Regions from separate parts of the Homo sapiens genome. Here regions 1 and 2 are each linked to region 3. The links are chromatin contacts, found by Hi-C or POLR2A ChIA-PET in ENCODE. All regions are on one chromosome and are shown on one strand. The core of a region is the stretch at or near the end of the contact, and the rest is flanking DNA. Distances in the headings are between cores, read along the strand shown.

What was found. Hi-C counts contacts between places; a loop is a spot of excess contacts on that map. ChIA-PET counts read pairs that join two places held with the same protein, here RNA polymerase II (POLR2A). Pooled maps may share reads with other maps.
Region 1: a loop to region 3 is called in a pooled map, with 6 times the contacts of the local background. The contact joins the enhancer-like site here to the promoter of SUGP2 in region 3. A Hi-C loop is called at or near these places in 1 of 37 single-sample maps with no recorded cell type and 9 of 50 pooled maps. POLR2A ChIA-PET finds 5 or more read pairs at or near these places in 1 of 52 experiments (K562).
Region 2: a pooled map shows a loop between it and region 3 (9-fold over the local background). The contact joins the promoter of GATAD2A here to the promoter of SUGP2 in region 3. A Hi-C loop is called at or near these places in 3 of 37 single-sample maps with no recorded cell type and 9 of 50 pooled maps.

What each region holds. Positions count from the first base shown.
Region 1 is chr19:19,487,657-19,491,213 of GRCh38, reverse strand. The region is part of intron 2 of GATAD2A (GATA zinc finger domain containing 2A); the gene reads right to left. Among named protein-coding and RNA genes, the nearest start is that of TSSK6, 26 kb to the left of the region's middle. RefSeq lists enhancers at 520-814, 664-913, 1,672-1,951, 1,471-2,254, 1,189-2,388 and 1 more. Within about 2 kb of position 1,418, at least 40 of the 41 ENCODE cell types and tissues checked have a DNase peak (open chromatin) inside an H3K27ac peak, as active enhancers do.
Region 2 is chr19:19,403,596-19,407,072 of GRCh38, reverse strand. GATAD2A (GATA zinc finger domain containing 2A) reads right to left here and starts at 1,398. Exons shown (of 12, transcript NM_001384528.1): 1 at 1,054-1,398. RefSeq lists silencers at 527-606, 1,167-1,716 and enhancers at 427-1,333, 1,837-1,896, 1,334-2,242.
Region 3 is chr19:19,031,848-19,035,625 of GRCh38, reverse strand. SUGP2 (SURP and G-patch domain containing 2) reads left to right here and starts at 2,109. Exons shown (of 11, transcript NM_001017392.5): 1 at 2,109-2,189. ARMC6 (armadillo repeat containing 6) reads right to left here and starts at 2,023. Exons shown (of 9, transcript NM_001199196.2): 1 at 1,696-2,023; 2 at 1,388-1,495. The coding sequence starts at 1,416. RefSeq lists silencers at 2,020-2,449, 2,870-2,949 and an enhancer at 2,876-3,377.

The sequences.
Region 1 (3,557 bases), core at 169-2,668, 460 kb before region 3:
ATTCATCAGAACTGGGAAACAGTGAATATCCATTCTGTGCTAACTGCAGGCCAGGCTCCGAGACAAGTGCTCAAGGCACCCCAAGTCATTTGACCCAGGCAGGAACACACTAGTCTGATTTTCCCTTTCCTGTGAACGATCCTCTAGGATGTATGTGTACAGCTGACACTACTGAAGGCGCAAGGCTGAACACCTGCTGTGGTGTCGCTGACCCAACGCAAGTCCCAAAGATGGCACTTTGTCCCCAACCAAGCAGCTCCATTTGCTGACGGCACAAGGCAAACTGTCCCTGATGATCTGGGTTCATTGTATTCTCTTTCTTCTTTTTTGAGATGGAGTCTTGCTCTGTCGCCCAGGCTGGAGTGCCGTAGTGCAATCTCGGCTCACTGCAACCTCCACCTCCCCGGTTCAGGTGATTCTCCTGCCTCAGCCTCCTGAGTAGCTGGATTACAGGCATGCACCATCATGCCGGGCTAATTTTTTTTTTGTATTTTTGTACAGACAGGGTTTCACCATGCTGGCCAGGGTGGTCTTGAACTCCTGACCTCAGATGATCCGCCCGCCTCGGCCTCATTGTACATTCATCGAAGTGAATCAAGTCCATTTTTTTTGTCAGCAGGAAAACCAGCCAAGGACAGACACGTCCTCTAGGTGGCACTGTGACCCAGAGAACAAACTCGGACAAAGTTAACTGGTTGCCGCAGCTCAAAGTTGTCCTGGCTCTTGCTGTGCCAGGGTCTAGTTGATAATTAGACCCCGGCAGGGTTGAGGAGAGTCGCTAGGATGAAGAACCTGACTCTGCTCTAGCAGCCCTCGGGACCTCTGAGGTCCCCTCCACACCCATGAGCTGCGTCCTCAGGGAAGGGTAGACACAGAGCACCAGAGGTTAAGGCTTCACCAATGCTACCCTGGACTCGCCAGATGCTGGACTCAGGAACCGCTTTACTTGCTCTCCTCTGGTCCCTCCTAATTCCACCCACCACAGCTACGTGGTGGCTGTACCTGAACGCTGGTCCTAGCCCTGATGAAGCAGCTTCTCACCAGAGACCTGGGCGTGGACAGAAAGGTACGATTTCGAAGTATACAATCCCCCAGGCAAGGGGTTATCAGCCCACATTCTGAAGCCCAGAACCGGGTAGTTTGTTTCTAAAGTAACCCAGGACACCTCACTCAGGTCTTAGCAAACCGCCAGCATGTCTCTCCTTGCTGCCGGCCCCATGCCGCCCAAGATCGACTTTCAAGGTGACCTCAGGGCTCTAATTCCAGGTTCCCTGGACGTGTACACACACTGAGCACCTCAGAGGCAGGCAGTCCCAAGGCTTCAGCACAGAGGTGCAGCAGCTGGCCTCCACCCAGGTGGCCTCCAAAGTGAACAGGGGAGCAGGGGGCCAAGGCAGCATCTTGTATAGAGTTACAGACACAATTCCTGGGCTAGCATGAGCTGAAATGAAATGACAGCCAAGCTCTAAGGGACTTAACCCTTCTTATCATCTTATTGAGGGCGTGTGCTTCTTCCAGAGGTGAGATGTCTAATAAAATTCAAACCTGCCTGAAGGAAGAGGGTAGGCGAGGGGTCCAGACCACCTAGCAGCTGAAGCTGCCTGAGAGGGCTGCTCTGCCCACAGCGCTCCCTGGCCCCATCTTGGCCTGCGACTAATCAATAACTCATCCAAGAGATGATGTCACCACCCATCAATGATCACTCAGCATCCCAGCAGCCAGCAGGGAGTGAACTTCCTGTATGCTAATCAGGCCACCAAAAAGTCATGTGACAAAGGCATTTCCCTCCTTGGTCACATGACCCTTTAACTGTGCCTTCCAACGTGAAAACCATGGCAACGGCCAGTTCCAACCGGTTTGTGACACGCAGCCTTCATTTTGAGAAGGGAGGTAAAGGTTCAGGTACTGTCAGAAAATGGAGGCGCCAGGCTCACCCCAGGGCTGTGGAGCTGCAGGCACTTCCTGTGTGGCGCCAGCCCACAGGGGACTGTTGCTGCACCACAGGCTCCAGTCACCTCTACATACACCGCACACAGCAGGGTCACTGGCCCCTCTAAGTTTCTAAAATGAAAAACTTTGTTAAGCTCACTTTTTAAAGGAGAGAGGCTTTAAGAGTCTCAGTACTTTCTAAAAGAGATCTTTAATTCAGGAAAAAGAGCATGTGGCTCAAAATGATTGCAGGCATTATTTCAGGGAAATATTTAATTATAAAAACTGTCTAAAGTAAACAAAACCAGTGGAAATCTAGCCCAACATGCTGAGAGGGATGGCATCGTGGCCCAGGGACAGCGTCTGCCATTCACTCCACAGCAGCCGTCCCGGGCACCAAGTTTATTTGGAAGTGATGTGATAGTTCAGGACAAATCCCATAAGCCCGTCCTGCCCATCTTGAGAAGCCTTAATGTAAAACGTAGTGATCAAGAGATTTTATGTGACCTACAAAAATCCCTGGAAGCAGGCCAGGCTGTTATCAGCGTAAATGGTCTCACCCGCTCGCTGACACGCACCACCCCCACTCCCTGACCCGCTGGCACTGGCCCTGACCTCACAAGCACAGAAATTCTGTTACCTGCCAGGAACTTCCATAGAATTTCCTGGAGGAGAGGCCGGGATTATAAACTTAAATTGAGACACGATCCCACTTCCACAGCAAAAGGTTATGGCTTTCAGCTGCTCAGCAACCAGCGGCCAGTACGTGGTTAATATTTAGTGTCCCCTCAGCCAGTGCCGGGAAGGAGCTGTCCTTGGAGGCTGGGACCTTTGTGGTTCTCTGAACAGGCCTGCCTGGTATGCAGGAAAGACATACCCCTCTCCCTCATTCATTCATTCATTCATTCCTTACATCTGCTGAGAGCTCATTTAAAAAGCAGGTGCTATAGCAGGCAGTGGGGAGGAACCCCTGGATAAAAGGAATTTCTGTCCTTAGGGTTCAGTCTACCAGGATGGACAGACACAACAGGGGAGCGGCAGGTGGGGGCAAGGCTGTAGGTGGGCTTGGGGCTGGCCCCGTGAATGTCTGACCACCGCTGTCACCGCCATAGCAGCAGGGCAGCTTCTCCGGAACTTGTATAAATGAAGCGTGTCCTCCTTGCCCCAGACCTGCTTGATCAAAGTCTGTATTTCAGCAAGATCCCCCAAGTCTTGCACACACTAGGGAAGTTAGGGATGACCATGACCTGTAGCTCGTGAGGCCTCGGTACAAGAAATCCTCCTCCAGGCTGGCTTGGGGAGACAGGCAGGGCCCAGCAATGCCTTCTCCAGCCACAGAACCATTTCCCACTAGAACCTTTCCTCCTCACCTCTTTCAGGCCTAGCAGGGTGGGCTGCTGGCTGTGTGCAAGGGTGGGATGAGGGCTCTGCTAGAGCCAACACCAGCCCTGCCAGCTCACTTGTCCCTTGTGCAAACACTCATCTTGGGCTCACCAGGCCCTACCTGACATGAACCAAGCTGTTAACATCCCCCGCCCTCCTGGGGCCTGGCCCACAGACATGGCCCAGCATGGCCATGTTCTGCCTGCAGAACATCCCTCTTCAACATGCCTCAGGAAGCCTGCCCG
Region 2 (3,477 bases), core at 149-2,648, 370 kb before region 3:
TGTACTCCAAGAAAACTGAAAGAAGTAAACTGGTAGGAAGAAAGAAAATTAAAGGCTCAAGTGACTCACTCGGACTTTGATCTAAAGAATCCACAGCTCTTAAGATAAGGATGAACTATACACCTAAAGACGTTAAGTCAGACCTACAAAATTTTGCCCTGTGCAAAATTCTCAGGGCAGAAACACGCACCTAAGGGTTGTCATTCACTTCCTAAGGGAGGGGTCACCATTCATTTCTGGGTCCCAGTGTGCGCACAATCCAAGTGTCCGTCAGGCTCTCAGCCTGGGCCCTGCCCATAAGCCTTTCCTTGTTGAAGTGATCAATTCCGATTCTTGGCAATAATCCCTTTAAAAGGCCAGCTGCTGCTGTCTAGTCACTGATGCCGACCCACTCTAGGTGGGAAAAAAGAAATCAATGGAGCCACCGCCTAGATGGGGAGGCAAATTTAAAGTGTCGGGCCTTGAGAAAGGCCGGAGATCAGAGAGGGGAAAGGGTCCCGCGGCTCCCGGGGGTTAGGCAGGAAGGGCGCGAGCTGGGGGAGGGCCGGCCCTCCAGGCGTGGGCGCGCGGGGACTCTTATTCTGACACGGGATCCGCCGCCGCCGCCGCCGCCGCCGCCGCGGGGTTCAGCGTTGCTGCCCAACCCGCCCCGGACCCCCGCCCCTGAGCGGGACCCCCGCCCCGCGCGCCCACGTGCCGTCTTCCCGCCGCCTCCACCCGTCCCGACCACTCGGAAGAGGCGCCTCGCGGCCCAGCCCTTCCCCCGACCCCGCAGGAAGCGCAGGACGGAAGCGGGGCGACGCCGCGACTTTCCGGGACCCCCGCCCGGCCCCCACGTGCCCGGGCCGCCTCGGGGCAAGGAACTTTCCAGGGCAGCGCAAGAAGACGCTCCCAGAATACAAGGAGTAGAACTCGCTCGCTCTCACTTTTCCACGCTCATGCAGGGGTCCTTCAGAGCCCCCCGAGGCCCCGACCCTGCGCGGCCCGCGCCGCTCCAGTCTCAGCCGTGCGTCCCCAGCCCCCGCCCCCCGCCAAGTTTGGTCCAGAACTTACCGGGCCGCGGGTCGGCCGGGCCCTAGGGCAGCGCGCAGGTTACGGGGGCTGCTGGTCCGGGGTCGCCCGCGGGGCCGGGCGGCGGAGGGGCCGGGGACGCCGGGCCGCGCGCGCTCGTTCCGCCTGTGGGGCCGCCCGGGCCCGCGGCGCTCGCTGCGCCGGTCCGCCCGCCCGCCCGCGCCGCCGGCCAGATAATGCGCCCCTCGGCCGCACACATGGAGCCCGGCGCCGGCGTCACCGCCCGGGACATGCGCACCAGGTCAGCGCGCCCGGCCCGCGGCCCCCAAAACACCGGGGAGCTCTTAAAGGCGACGCCGCCCGCCCGCGCCCGGCTGGGCGGGGCGTGGCGACCGAGGGGCGGGGCCTGACGAGAAGGGAGGAGCTCGTGGGCGGGGTTCCAGGCGTAGAAGGCGGGCCCCTGAGTTGAGGGGGCGGGGCCGGACGGTACCGCCCCGGAAGCACCGCCCCTCTCCGGCGCGCTCCCACGCGACACCTCGTTGGGCGCGCTGGTTTCCCACGCGGGCTCCGGCTGGCTCCCTCCCCGCCGAGTCCCAGCGCCCTCCGCAGGCCGAAGGGTCGTGGCCAACTCACCGGCGGCAAAGCCGGGCGGGCCGCACCCAAGGCTGACTCACGACGCGCTCACTGCTGACCTCGCGCCAGCTGAGCTGGGCGACCTCAAGCAACTCAGGGTTGCCTCTGAAACGCGGGTTAGAATGTCACCCCCGCGGGGTCGTCACGCGGAAGCTCTTCTCTGGGAACTTCGGCCCCGGTGTCTGTGGGGAGGGCGGGGTGTGGATCGGCTGAACGATCACTTCTCCAGTGCAGTGAACAGAATTCTACAAAGAAAGCTCCAGACCCACCCACCTCAAGACACTTGGGGACGACTGCTCTCCCTCTCCAGTTACCTCCCAATCTGCCCTCGTGCCTCAGGGAGAAGGTGAAAACCCCTCAAGAAAGCAAATCTGCACCCCTCCCTCTCCAGTAACAAGGAGGAAACACAGGAGACAGAATGAAAGCCTGAAAGAGAATGGACTTTGGAGATGTTAAACTACATAAAGCGAAATACAATTTCAATAGGGAAAATATCAAGTTCATGGAAAATCTACCACAAGAAGGCTCTCAATACCAAAATCAGGTTCTGAGGAATCCCCAAAACCGCCTCTTTTCATGTTGTTTTAAAACAAACGATTCCTGATGAGACACCTAGACTCCTGAAGAGTGGTGGTGACATGCTTTATCGCATACCCTAATAAATCTATATGTACAACTGAAACAAAAGTTTCACCAAACATAAATTTACCACATGCAACGTACTGTTTTCTTTTTTCTTTTTTTTGGAGACAGAGTCTTGCTCTGTCGCCAGGCTGGAGTGGTGCAGTGGCGCTATCTCGGCTCACTGCAACCTCCACTTCCCAGGTTCACGGATTCCCCTGCCTCAGCCTCCCCAGTAGCTGGGATTACAGGCGCGTTCCATCACACCCGGCAATTTTTTTTTTGTATTTTAGTAGAGACGGGGTTTCACCATCTTGGCCAGGATGGTCTCCATCTCCTGATGTCGTGATCTGTTCGCATCGGCCTCCCAAAATGCTGGGATTACAGGCATAAGCCACTGCACCCAGCCTGTACTGTTATTTCTATTCTACTTCATTTGAAAAGAAAATCAATGTAACGCCCAAGAATAATTGGGTCTCAACCGCAAACCTGAAAAACACTTCATGTAGAACAAATTTTACAAAATTGTTTTTCTAAAAAAAAAAAAAATTGTTTTTCTGCTGTATGTCCCCTTAAACAGAGTTCAAAAAAGCTCCTAATTCTGTGTTGAGTTCTACATACAATTGTCAACTTTTTGTAGTTTATTCCACCCCGCCACCTCACACCTCCCCAAACACACCGCCCTGCCCCCCAAAATCTTCCCACTACTTAATGCAACATCTGGCACAACCTCCCCTAGGCCAAAAGAGAATTCAACCTAAAAATGATACAAAATACAAACTGTTGACTCCCAATCACTTTCCCTGACCCAGTTATGTCACCAATTTGCTTTGCTTTGCTACAAAGAAATTCAAATGTTCAAATTCAGAAACCAAACAAACAAAACAGTCTTATTCTCAAACAGGTGACTCGGTATAGGAATTCAAAGAGCTCCCTGATCCCAAGCGCAAGGTTGGTTTAGGGCAACCATCCAGGTTTTTCACCCTAACATGGTGGCTGTATATTTTAAGAACTGCTTCATGCTACGATCATTAATCAGATGATGTATATTAAAGCAATACAAGCAAACTATTACCTCACTGCTCCTCACCTGGGTCTTGATTAATGTCAATTTAATTAACTACAAACAGAGCAAAGTGTGGTCAGGTGGGAGACCTGACACTTGAGACAGATATACAGATTCCAGAGTTTGAGCCAGCAAGCCCTGTGTGA
Region 3 (3,778 bases), core at 860-3,359:
ACCCACCCCTGAGCTGACTGAGTTGGGAAGGTCTGGCTCTGTGACCACCCCTGACCTGAGTCCTCCAAGGTCCCCTAGATCTGGTACAGGGCTGAGTTGGAGGAGGAAAGTACAGATTTGGAACACATAAGATGGTGCCTGGAGATGGCCAAGTAAGAATTACCTGGAGAACAGCCTAGGCTAAAAGGGGGAAGCAGCATTACCAGTCCCTATTATCCATCAGGGCATGCTGAGGGTAAAACAGAAGATGAGTAAGGCCCCTAACTGGCAGCCAGTTTCCTTCTCTCAGCCAGGAATCTGCTCATCAAGAAAACTGTGCTGTCCAGGTGCGGTGGCTCAGGCCTATAATCCCAGCGCTTTGGGAGTCTGAGGCGGGTAGATCACTTGAGGTCAGGAGTTTGAGAACAGCCTGGCCAACATAGCAAAATCCTGTCTCTACTGAAAATACAAAAAATTAGCCAGGGCCGGGCACGGTGGCTCACGCCTGTAATCCCAGCACTTTGGGAGGCCGAAGCGGGCGGATCATGAGGTCAGGAGATCAAGACCATCCTGGCTAACACGGTGAAACCCCGTCTCTACTAAAAAAATACAAAAAAACTAGCCGGGCGTGGTGGCGGGTGCCTGTATTTCCAGCTACTCGGGAGGCTGAGGCAGGAGAATGGCCTGAACCCAGGAGACGGAGCTTGCAGTGAGCTGAGATTGCGCCACTGCACTCCAGCCTGGGTGACAGAACGAGACTCCGTCTCAAAAAAAAAAAAAAAGGCCAGGCAAGATAGTGCACACCGGTAATCCCAGCTACTCAGGAGGCTGAGGCAGGAGATCGCTTGAACTCCTTTTGACTCCGTTTCAAAAAAAAAAAAAATACAAAATTTAGCCAGGTGCGGTGTTGCGCACCTGTAGTCCCAGCTACTCGGGAGGCTGAGGCAGGGGAAGCCCTTGAACCCGGGAGGTGGAGGTTGCAGTGAGTCAAGATCATGCCACTACACTCTAGCCTGGGCGACAGAGAAAGACTCCGTCTCAAAAGAAAATTAAACGTGTGCCATGACATGCTGGGGACTCTAAAAGACTCCATCCACATGTCCCTCTACCAGCCACACCCACTCTGGTTCAAACACCAGCCTCCCCTAAGGGCGGCGTCACCTGCCACTCCCAGAGCCTAGACTCCACCTCACTCACGTGCTCAAAGCCCGGTAGTGGCTTCCCAACCCTCTCAGAACAAAACCCAGCCTCCTTATCCGCACCTTCTCTATCTAAGCCTTCCAAGTTCCTCTTCCCCGCCTTTCTCATCCTTCCCAGCACTCAAGAGACAGCCTTCAAAACCACTTCTAGATAAAGAGCAGCCCTGCTTTCCCGTCCCATCACTCTGTTATTATTTGCACACCATTACCTGTATCTAGAGCAACATCGTTCACTCATTTATTTGTACCCTGTAGCCTCCTTGTCCCCACTGCCTAGGACGGGGCCCGACACGCAGCAGGCACTCAGTGCACAGGTGCTGAATGAATAAATAAAATGAATGAAAATAAAGCGAATGCCAGGGAAGCCGAGGATTTTGTCCCCAGGCGGCTTCTGTAAAATTCTTTCATTTTTTTTTTCCCCCCAAACCACGTACCCGAGGGTCGCGCCAGCCCGACCCTGCGGCACCCCCACTCCCCACTCCGCGCGGGACAGGCCTCGGCAGCCGCAGCGTCTCACCCGGTCTTCGCGGCCACGTGGGGAAAGGTGGGGCGCGCGGTTGTCACCCAGGGAGCCGCCTCTAGCCCCTTCCGGCCGCCGTACGCGCGCAGGCGCTGTGGCGCCCCTAGGCTTGGCCTCCCAGAGACTCGCGGACGCTCACGATAACCAAGGACGACCGCGAACCAAGGTAAAGCCAACGAGGCCACCTCGTGCGCGACGGAGGCGTCTTTGCCGCCCCTTCCGGGACGCTCACGGTGGTCGCCGCCCCCAGCAGGGAAATGTTTTGCCTCCAGAGCGTCCGCCCAGAAGAAGCGGACAGCGCGCTTGCGCAAGAGAGCCGGGCCGCGGCGGCCCGCGCCTGCGCACCAGGACTCGGCGGCGGCTTGCGCCTGCGCGGCGCGGCGCTGCGGAGACCGTTGGTTCATTTGCATGTCCCCGCCTCGCGCGGCGGCGGCGGCGGGTGAGGAGCCTGAGGCGGCGGCGGGGGTGGCTCCGCGCGCGGTGGTCTCGGGGTGAGGCCCGGGCCCTGGCGTCGTCGGTGGGTGGCTCCCGGGGTGGGAAGCTCGGGCTCGGCCTTGGGGGCCCGCCCCGGGCTCCGTGATGGCGTCGCAGGCTCGGCCCTCTGGCTGCGGCGGCGGCCGCGTCCCCGCCGGGTTGGCCTGGGTGGCCGGCTGCGGCCTCCCGGGCCCGGCGCCCCCATTTCCTCGCCCGCAGAGGCCGGGAGACGGCGGGCCGCGTCCACAAAGGCTCATTGGTTCAGTCGTTCATTCATTCCTCCCGAACTCGGAGCGGCCCCCGCTCGGGAGGAGATAACGGCGCCCAGCGCTGCATCGGGCCCTTGCCCTCTTTAGAACCGGTTCAGCCCCCACACCAGCCCCTTTACTGGCTGCCCATTCCATAGGTGGGGAAACGGAAGCACAGAAAGCTTAGAATCGTGTGATTTGAACCTGGGTCACCTGACCCGGGAACCCTGCCCTTTGCCAGCAGAGAACAAGGGGGCGCCCCGGGAAAAGGGCTGAAGGATGGGACTGGGGGAGGCGGGTGGGGGAGGCGGTGATCGTGATGGGAAATGGACCCTACGGGTTGTCTCTTGAAGTTGGAGGTTTTGCGAAGCGGGATATCTTGATGGTTAAGGATGCAGCCCCTGGACCCCAAAATGTTGCTTAATCTTTTTACTCATTCTTCGGGGCTTTGGATGCACGAATACCCTTTTTGCCAGGTTCAAATCTGGGCTGTCTGGTCTTGAATGGGTCGTTGAGTCTGTCTCCCTTTGCCTCCTCACCCTAATGTCATTCATAACAGGACCCGCCTCTTCAGTGGGTGGTTGGGAGATCGCGCAAGGACCCAGCGCAGAATGAACTGTCACTAGTTCATTGTCATTGGTTGGGGGTCCCGCCACTCACTGTCAAGAGGCTTCTTTTAGAAGGGAAGGAAGTTCTCAGAGCCTCTGTGCCCTGCTGAGTCTGTGAATGGGAAAAGAGTGATCCTGGGCCAGGCGCAGTGGCTCACGGCCTGGAATCCCAGCACTTTGGGAGGCCGAAGCGGGCGAATCACTTGAGGTCAGGAATTCAAGACCAGCCTGGCCAACATGGTGAAACTCCATCTCTACCTAAAATATAAAAATTAGTCGGATGCGGTGGCGGACTCCTGTAATCCCAGCTACTCAGGAGGCTGAGGCAGGAGAATTGCTTGAGTCCAGGAGGCGGAGGTTGCAGTTAGCCGAGATCATGCCACTGCACTCCAGCCTGGGCAACAGGGAGAGTCTCAAAAAAAGGAAGAAAAAAAAAAAAAAGATTGATCTCTTCTTTCCTAACCACGATTTGCGAGGGTTGTGGTCCCACCCTTCCTACTCTGTTATGCTCAGTTATGTGTGTTGGTTGACACCTTCCTCCAGCAGATAGAACTGCTTTCACAGAGCTGCTTTTAATGGATTCCAAGGAGATGGGCCCAGAGAAGGTTTGTCTTGCTCCTTTTCAGCCAGCACACACCTGTGAACTTCGTGAGGGCAGAGACCCCCTTAAAAGAGTCCAGACAAGGTGGGCAGATTGCTTGAGGTCAGGAGTTCGAGACCAGCCTGGCCAACCTAGCAAAACCCTGTCTC